Regions from separate parts of the Mus musculus genome. Here all the other regions are linked to region 1. The links are chromatin contacts, found by Hi-C or POLR2A ChIA-PET in ENCODE. All regions are on one chromosome and are shown on one strand. Each heading gives the region's core, a stretch centred on a gene start or an enhancer-like site at or near the end of the contact. The rest is flanking DNA. Distances are from core to core; before and after follow the strand shown. Region 1 holds the start of Pvt1 (Pvt1 oncogene). Region 2 overlaps Pvt1 (Pvt1 oncogene). Region 3 overlaps Pvt1 (Pvt1 oncogene).

Region 1 (2,700 bases), core at 90-2,589:
TTGTCTTTAAAACTGGGCCTCTGAGAGCCTGTGGTTGCTTCTCCCCAAGGTCGCAGCAGGTGGTTTGGGAAATGTCTGACACATCGAAAGCACATACAGACATAGAATTCAGAACCCTCTTCACTCTCTAGCACAAGAAGGAGATAATCTGAAGGAGATAATCGGAAGATCTGTTCGGTCACTCTCAGGGTGGAAACCAACCACACACAGCGCGATTATCCGTGCATATCGCACTGGCACACACGAGTATGGTAAATTTTCTCTTCAACAGAGACATCTTCATGTGGCTAAGAAGTAATGAAAGTGAAGACATTGAAGGGGGAACGTAGAGGGAGGGAGGAGATAAAGACTCTCTGAGAGATTGAAATAAAGTGAGGTATAGTGTGCTGAGAGAAGAGTGGACCCGCGTTACTTTCCGCGATCCTGGTATCACCTAGTTATGCAACCCGCTTTCCACAGGACTCCGGTTTCCCTCTAGGATCTGAGTCTACCTCATCTTTCATTCCCCTTTCTGGTTGTAGCACGTTGCCGCGCTTGACTAAATGGTACTAGAGACGTGCACCTGTTCGGTGCTGGATTGAATACAGCGAAAAGAATATCGTGGTATACGCGTGCCTTTCACACCAGCCTTCGTTCTTTGCAGAGGCTTTTGCACATTTGAGAGGTTAGTGTAATACCCTGTACGGACCAAGAATGGAGGATGCTGCAGACAGGTGGTCCTCTCTCAGCTAGAGTTTGCTTAGTACGTCCTTCTCTCCAGAACCACAGATGATGGATGGTACCCAGGACTGCTCTCAGATGAGAGTTCTGAAATAGAACAGATTCGGGGGGGTCTTCTGTAGGAACTACTGACCTATTTTCTGAGCAGTTTGGTCCTTTTAATTCACTGGAGTCTCCTTCCCTATCCGAAAAGTGGGAAGACTGCTAAGCTTCAAGGTGAAGGGGGATGGGATGTCTACCTTAAAAAGGAATAGTGTGGGGGAGGGGAGGGTGGGGAGGGGAGGTGGGAAAGCTAGTTGACCTCGCCTGGGCATAGCCCCAGGCTGTGTGGGACCTATGTAGGACCTAGGTTTGAGTGCAGCTAGAACCTCCCAGCCCAGGACTGACAGAGTGTGCTCTCTACTAGGGCCATCTGGGCATTAAGCAGCCTCAGTGGCACGCCACCTCCATGCGGTTCTCCTCTCAGGCTTGATGCCCCTTCATTGCCTAGGGCAGCAGGCAGAGGGGCGAGCTGGATCCCTCAGGTCAGAAACCTCCAGACACCAGGAGATCGGGGACACACGCGGCCTGCCCGGTGGCGCGCGCTTCTCCCCCTCCCCCGCGGCCGGGAGCGAGCCGCCGTGACGTCACGGGCCACCCGCCAGCCCCGCGCTCTACCAGGCAGAGCGCGTGTGGCCGCCGAGCACATGGACCCACTGGTCAAGCGGGCTCGGCAAGGCCAGGATGAAGAGAAGCTACGAACTTAGCATTCCCAGAGCCCCCCGAGTGGATATCCGCGTGGAAAGGATGTTGGCAGCCCCGGTGACCTCGGAGTCACGGCTGGATCCACCCTCTTGTAAGTTCCAAGTTTATCCCCTGGAAACTCTGGAGCCCAGGGATGCAGAGTCTGGATAGAGGAAAGTGGCTTTTGCATTCCCACGAGCGCGTGTTAACCTTGCACTTTTCCTCATCACTAGACTCGAGATTGCCAGAGAGTTTGGGTGTGGGTGAGAAGTGTGGGTGCGAGGGAGATTTCCCAGGATGGCCTCTACATAGAGGTAATTCTGGATTTATGCACTTGATCAAGAGCCCATTTCCTCAGGTCTAAAAGAGAGAGACGCCCCCTGCAATCAGCGCAGATTTGGGGCCGCTGATGTGGTTTGGAGGCCTCATTTACGAAACTGGAAGTCTGAGTCTAGTCTAGTGATGCTCCCTCCATCCTTGGCCAGCCCTCCTCCGAGACACCCCCTCGGGGCAGAAAGAAGGTGATCTCCTAAAACTCCCTGTGTCAGGAAACTTTCTGTGCTTTTGTATTGCGTTCCTGTGTTCGTGGAAGGCCCCCACGCCTTCATCCTTGCTAATTCTTTTTGGATAGCTTGTTGCTTTAACTAGATTGGCCCTTTCTTGGCTAGTATTTTCTGCTGTACCTATGAGTGGTGTGGGAGAACTGTGCAGACTTCCAGGAAGCGCAGCCATGAAGCTACATGTGCCTATGTGTAGACACATCATGGATTTTCTTACTAGTTTACTAGTGGGTGATAATCTGTCCTTTTGAGCTCTCCAGAACGTTCTAGAAGCTTAAGGAGAGAAATCACTTAAGAGAGTATAGGGAGAAGTGAGGTTTTTGTTTCCTTTCTGCTCTTGTGTTTTTAAGGGGTTGTTGTCATTTGACCTAGAGAAAGCCAAATGTGTGTGTGTGTGTGTGTGTGTGTGTGTGTGTGTGTGTGTGTGCCTGCCTGCTTGCCTGTCTGTCTGTCTGTTTGTCTGTCTGTGTGTCTGTGTGTTGGGGAGGGCTAAGGATGCAGGTCTCTGTTGAAGTGCATGTGGTAGGATGTTGCAGGCCTGTTTTGCATATGGGCAGTGACAAGTTTGGGCTTGTTCACTTGCACAGTCCTATGGTCATAGCTAGTCCTTCTTAAAGCTCTAGCCAGTGGGAAAGCGTTTGTGTTTCTATCCTTGGAGCTCCAAGTGGGACTTCTTAAAAGATTTAGAAGGAGCAAA
Region 2 (2,906 bases), core at 251-2,750, 81 kb after region 1:
TATGGAGTTAATTAAGATTTTCCTGGGTTTCATTTGTTCTCCTGGTTAGCACGAAGATAAATCCTCCAAATGGCTGGGAGGGTTTCGGCTGACAGTGCATTGTGAATTCACATAGCATTTGCATCTTCCTGGGGATGATAAATGTTTAGATAACGACAAACAACGGGGAGGGGGAAAGAGAAAACTGGGGGAATTCAGGTGGGGCTGATCAGATTGGCCCCCCTCCGTGGTGTGATGAACCAGCGATAAACGGCTTAACTGACATATCTGATGCCCTCTGCTTCCCATGTAAGACTGAGGAAAGTGGCTTAGTTTTGTTGTCTGATGAAGCCAATGCCTTCCTGATGCTTCTGTGGGCTGATGTGAACCCGGTTCTCACATATATATCAAATGGCATGGTGTCTGGGTGGACACCAACGTCCAGGATTTTACATGTTCTACTTTATTGGACATTCCCAATGTGCCAGTGTTCGATTTAATTTTCCTAGCAGTTCCAAAGGTGAAAAAGCTGTATAATCGTCATCCTGCAAGTGTTGAAATGGAAGATGGGAGGGGTCCAGTCCCCAGCTAGCACGCACTCTAAGATGGGATCCCTTCCCTGGGGCTTCTGGACACACCTTTCTCCATCATCTGCTTGCTACCCAACAAGTGTCCACGTTTAGTCCGTAGGTGGCAGGTTGCTGCTTCCTGCAGATTCAGACATCAAGGGCCCTCAGAAGACACTCTGACTACCAGCAAGAGGCTGGATACCTGAAGCCTGTGGAAGTGACAGGGCCTTTTCTGTTTATAGTCACTGCTCTCCCGCAGTCTCTGGAAGTCATAAACCTAAGCCAGCCAGTGCTCAGGAGGATGACTGGAGGCTGTGCCTTTTTGTCTGCTAGGGGACAGTGAATGCAGGTGTGACAGGCAGGGCTGGTGGAAGAGGAAGCTTGCTCCTTGCTCTCTAGTTCAGACCGTTTTTCCTGGATTCCTAGCTGATTACATGGCGCCTCCAATGATCAGATTGAGGAGAGGAAGCCAGAAAGTTCTGGCATTTTCCTACTAAATCCTCACCAGTTTAAATCAGCACCCTGTCTAGTCCCCCCCCCCCCCCACCAACCCATCCCACTTGAGACAGGGTCTCAGGTACCACAGGCTAGCCTCAAACTTAATGGACAGCAGAGAATGACTCTAAGCTTCAGCCTCTATCTCCTGGTTGCTGTGATCACAAGTTTGCACCACATAGTCTGGTTTTATTAGGTGCTATGCATCGAATCCAGTTCTTCTGGATTTTGTACTGAGTTACTTCCCAGCCCAGAAGGACTTCTTTTGAATGATCACCTCAGCGATTCTACATGTGGGGTAGCCCAAGCCGCAGTCTTACTGAGGGTGTAAACAGAAGGGGAGGGGTGTGTGTGTGTGGGGGGAGAGTGATAGCTGAAGAAAGTACACATTCCACACCCAGCCCCTTCCTGACTCTGGTTCCCTGGAACTGCAAACAAGGAGCTGATTCACATGGCTGGCTCCGGGGCCCCCCTCGCTGGAGTTGAGAACCTGTGCCTTCCACTGACGGGGAGGAAATTCCATTTCAGTTATTCCGTGCTATGAGTTGCTCGGGGCATTCTCTATCTTGATTTTTAGGGCTGCGTCATCTTTTTGGAATTCGCACCCCCCTCCCAGTTTTCTTTCTTTGGGTGATATATCGAGGTGAAAGCTTAGTACAAATCTACAGGGCACAGTCATTCTCTGGCATCTAGGGCTTCATGTTTTTCGGAGGCTGGTCTGTTAGGGGCATGGATGCAATTGCCTTCTCCATCTTCCCACATCCATTTCTTAACCCTTCATGGGACTTCCGATGGGACACTCTATTTTGGAGGGCTGCAGTGTGTTACAACTCTTGGAAAGACTCCTTGAGGTGTAGTAGAAGAGGCCACCACCGTCAGTGTCCCAGTGAAGAAGTAAGGAACGCTGTCTCAGAGGTACACCAGCCTCATCACCAAAGCTGCCATCCAGCAGACTGTTCGGCTAGTTTCCTGACTCTTCCAGCTGATCCCCGTCTCCACCTGATCTTGGTTTCACACCTGCCACAGTGTCTGTAAATCCCCTTCTGGCTTCCTTGACAGACTCAGCTGCTCTGCCTCTCAGCTCACGGCCACTGTGTCCTTTTCTTTGAGGTGTCCTGTCTCTCCCATGAGACTGAACATTTCCGGGGAGAAGTGGTAGCTTTGGATCCACTGCCTATTCAGAGCCATTTATCTGGGGTGAGTTCATGTTTGCCAAAGAACTCTCCAGAGCCCTGTTTGACACTTTTAAGTGTATATGAGTGTGTACTAGACTACACAGGCCATCTCTTCCTTTTCTTCTTCCTCTCTGCGGCTGTTTCTGATCCAGAGTACCACTGAGGGAATAAGTGGCTGCTGCCCCTGTATTCATAGGATCATTCCCAAAAGTCCTACCTCCTGCTCCTCAAATTCAATGAAAAAGCAGCCATGTAGTTATGAAGGTATTTGCAGAGATGTGTGGGTGTGGGGCATGGGATGAAGGCAGAGTGAACCTAACCTGGCCATTTGTAGCTTGTGCTCTGGTAGCATAGGAGTCTAGATTCTTTATTCTCCAAGCTAATTTAGGAGATTGGTTCAAGGACCATGGAGGAGATGCAGGCACAAACAAGTTCAATATGTGCAGGGATCTCTGTGGGGTGAGGGACAGCTGATCACTGAAGCACTCAGTAGATGCACACAGGATGGGACCTTTCACTGTAGTTCTGAGCATGGAAGACATGTTTATAATCTGCCTTTGAGATTGAAGATCGATCTAACTCGTGCTCCATAGGAAATTCAAGGCCAGCTTGGATAAATTGACATCTAGGCTTAGGGGGAAAAAAACAATAGGAAGGAAGGAAGGAAGGAAGGAAGGAAGGAAGGGAG
Region 3 (2,700 bases), core at 137-2,636, 120 kb after region 1:
TGCTTTCAATGCCAGCTTCATCTATGAAGATGGGAGATGAACTGGTAGTTCTCAAATGCCCCAAAGCCTGAAACCACCTTATTGAAAAGTAGACTGGAAAAGTCTGCCTCTCCAGCCAAAAATAAAAATGAAATGTGATGTGTACCTTGAGGTACTAATATTCTAAAAGGGCCAAAAGCAGGTTCTTAGGTGGTTTTTGATATGACCCCTCTTGTCACCTCTTAGCCACCACAGCACAGTGGTCAGCATACAAACAGGCCTCCTGATTTATAAATAAAGTTTTATTAGACTCCAACCATACCCATTCTCCTCTATTTTTTCTGTGCTGATTTGTCGCTTTAGGGGCAGAGTCCAGTCATGGCAGAGAGCTTGTGCCCTACAGAGTCAGAAAGGTTTCTGTCCCTTAAAGGAAAAAAACTGGCCAGTCCCTGCTGTAAGCTGCTCTTCCGGTACCGGGGCTGAGCTCTTCTTTGCAGAATGTGGAGCATTCTGCGGGCCGTTTCTCAGTATTTCCTTGCTTCTCAGAGCATGCCAGTGCGAGCAGGGCCAGCAGCAGGTGAGCGAGCAGCTGGCATTCACAGCGGCTCTCCTTGACCTCATAGGCTAAGCTTATCCTGCATACCTCTGCCAGTAGGCAACAACCCAGGCCCACGCTGCTAGGAGAGGCTTTTCCAAATCCATCACTTGGGGATTGCTGGGTAAGAGTTTGCATTGGTGATCATAGAGAGCATGGGACATATCTCTTCCCATCTTCCCATGGAGTATCCCTAGCCCCTGCCTGGCCTGATATGTAAGTTAATTTTATTTTTATTACTATTATTATTACTGTGACAATATACCCAACAAAAGCCAAGGGAGGGTTTATTTTTGGCTTACAGTTTGGTTCTCCGTAGTGGGGAATGCACGGAGGCAGGAGCATGAAGTAGCTAATCACATTGTATTTGTAATTCAGAGAGCGATGCCTATACTGGCCTTCTATTTGCTTTATCAGTTTCATTTAGTTCAGGATCCTGACCAATGGCATGGTTCTGTTCATCCTTAGAGTGAGTCTTCCTTCTTAACCTTAAACTATTTAAGTTACTCAACTTAACCCAGTCTAGAAACTCTCTCACACAGATCTTCTGGAAATTTGTCTCGAGGAGACGCTAGATTCTGTTACATGAGCAATTGATGTTAGCCATTACCCCTGGGATTAAATCGGGATTCCAATAATACTTTATGACTGGAAGGAAGACTCTAGAAAAGGAGATAGCCATGACCTTTCAGGGTTGAATGCTAGAGCCCAGCTTCTAGAACCCATGGCAGGCTGCTGGGTGACCTTGGACAAGGAGCCTGACTCTCATGGCTTTGATTTCCTCATTTGGAAAGTGGGGGTTAAGCCTAGTCCTGACAGGACCATGAGAGATACAGGCATGACAATGGGTCACATGCAGGAAGCATTCTTGACCCATTGCCAGGGTGCTGAGAAGACAGGCTGTTACAGGCTCAGGGGCATTTGCCGGGGACTCCTGAGAGACAAAGAGTAAAAGGAGAAGCAGTCCTTTGATAGTCTTGCCAAAGGAAATTCCCAGCAGGTGAGAGTGTTGAAGATGGAATAGCAAGCCTTTCCTCACCTGGTCCGCTCTTGAGAAAGCCAGCCTCGGCGTGCTTGTCTTCCTCCACGGAACAGGGAGAGGCAGGGTGTCTCCTGTGGGTTGTCAACAGCACCTCAGCGCTGCAGAGGCCCCAACAGGACCTGGAAGCTGCACACTGAAGCACGCAGGGGGCAAATTCCATTCTTGTCACCCCCCCAGCGTTGGTTAGGTGCTCCCTTTGCCCTCTGTGGGTAAGTTACCTTCACTGGCCTGCTTTCCCATTTCAGAGAAAGTCACTGGACTGAACAGCAAGTAAGTAGTCAGGGAACCTCTTGCCATTTGCCAGTTACCCACAGAGCCCTGGCTCGTTCCAAAAGCAGCTATTGAACCATGGCCTAAACAAATTAAGAAGGACTCCTGCCTCCTGTACTCTTGGCCCTGGAGTTTTGGAGAGAAATCACTTTTATTTTTTATGAGTTAGATCTTCTCAGCCCAATTTAATCAGCTTTGAAATATACCTATACTAGGATACAGACCTGATAAACAGATACCATTATGCAGGGAAGAACTAGACGTCGGTTGCCCCTGGAAGCCACAAGGTGAAACTCTTGCCTGTATATGCCCTTGCTATACATTATATGTACATGGTCTGTAAAATCTTGGGGGGGGGGGTAATCAGCCTGCTCAGGAGAAAAGATACCAGAAGGTCCCCATTTATGGGTATAAAAACAGTGCAGGTTTCTGAGATAAATTGAATGTGGCCAGAGGCACAGAATTGGTTGCCTAGGCATTAGGACTAGATTTAGGTTAAGTGCTCACCTCTGGTTTGATTGTCTCTGCCTGTATTTTATGCAGACAGCAGTCTGTCGGGATTCTATGATGGGCTGGAATCCCACTTGGACCCCAATTTGCAGGAACCTAAATTTATCCATGCTCTTAAGCACCCCACTGCAGAGGCTGGTCTCAGTTACCTTTCAGAAAAAGGCTTAATTCAGGTTGCTGAGTTTTGAAATCGCATCTAGACCTCCCTGTGAGGTGTTGCACGAACATTTGTGGGAATCAGTTAGCATCCGTTCATATGCAGATCTGGGTTTTTTTCTACTCTTATCTGAACACTGTAGGAAGG

The links. Hi-C counts contacts between places; a loop is a spot of excess contacts on that map. ChIA-PET counts read pairs that join two places held with the same protein, here RNA polymerase II (POLR2A).
Region 2: POLR2A ChIA-PET joins it to region 1 with 15 read pairs in Patski. The contact joins the enhancer-like site here to the promoter of Pvt1 in region 1. POLR2A ChIA-PET finds 5 or more read pairs at or near these places in 3 of 5 experiments (Patski and embryonic stem cell).
Region 3: POLR2A ChIA-PET joins it to region 1 with 12 read pairs in Patski. The contact joins the enhancer-like site here to the promoter of Pvt1 in region 1. A Hi-C loop is called at or near these places in 1 of 37 maps with a recorded cell type or tissue (v-Abl transformed pro-B cells). POLR2A ChIA-PET finds 5 or more read pairs at or near these places in 3 of 5 experiments (Patski and embryonic stem cell).

Annotation. Positions count from the first base shown.
Region 1 is chr15:62,036,647-62,039,346 of GRCm38, forward strand. It overlaps Pvt1 (Pvt1 oncogene), which reads left to right and starts at 1,340. Exons shown (of 5, transcript NR_132747.1): 1 at 1,340-1,555.
Region 2 is chr15:62,117,676-62,120,581 of GRCm38, forward strand. The region is part of intron 1 of Pvt1 (Pvt1 oncogene); the gene reads left to right. Among named protein-coding and RNA genes, the nearest start is that of Pvt1, 81 kb to the left of the region's middle. Within about 2 kb of position 1,501, at least 1 of the 3 ENCODE cell types and tissues checked has a DNase peak (open chromatin) inside an H3K27ac peak, as active enhancers do.
Region 3 is chr15:62,160,710-62,163,409 of GRCm38, forward strand. All of the region lies in intron 1 of Pvt1 (Pvt1 oncogene), which reads left to right. Among named protein-coding and RNA genes, the nearest start is that of Pvt1, 120 kb to the left of the region's middle. Within about 2 kb of position 1,387, at least 1 of the 3 ENCODE cell types and tissues checked has a DNase peak (open chromatin) inside an H3K27ac peak, as active enhancers do.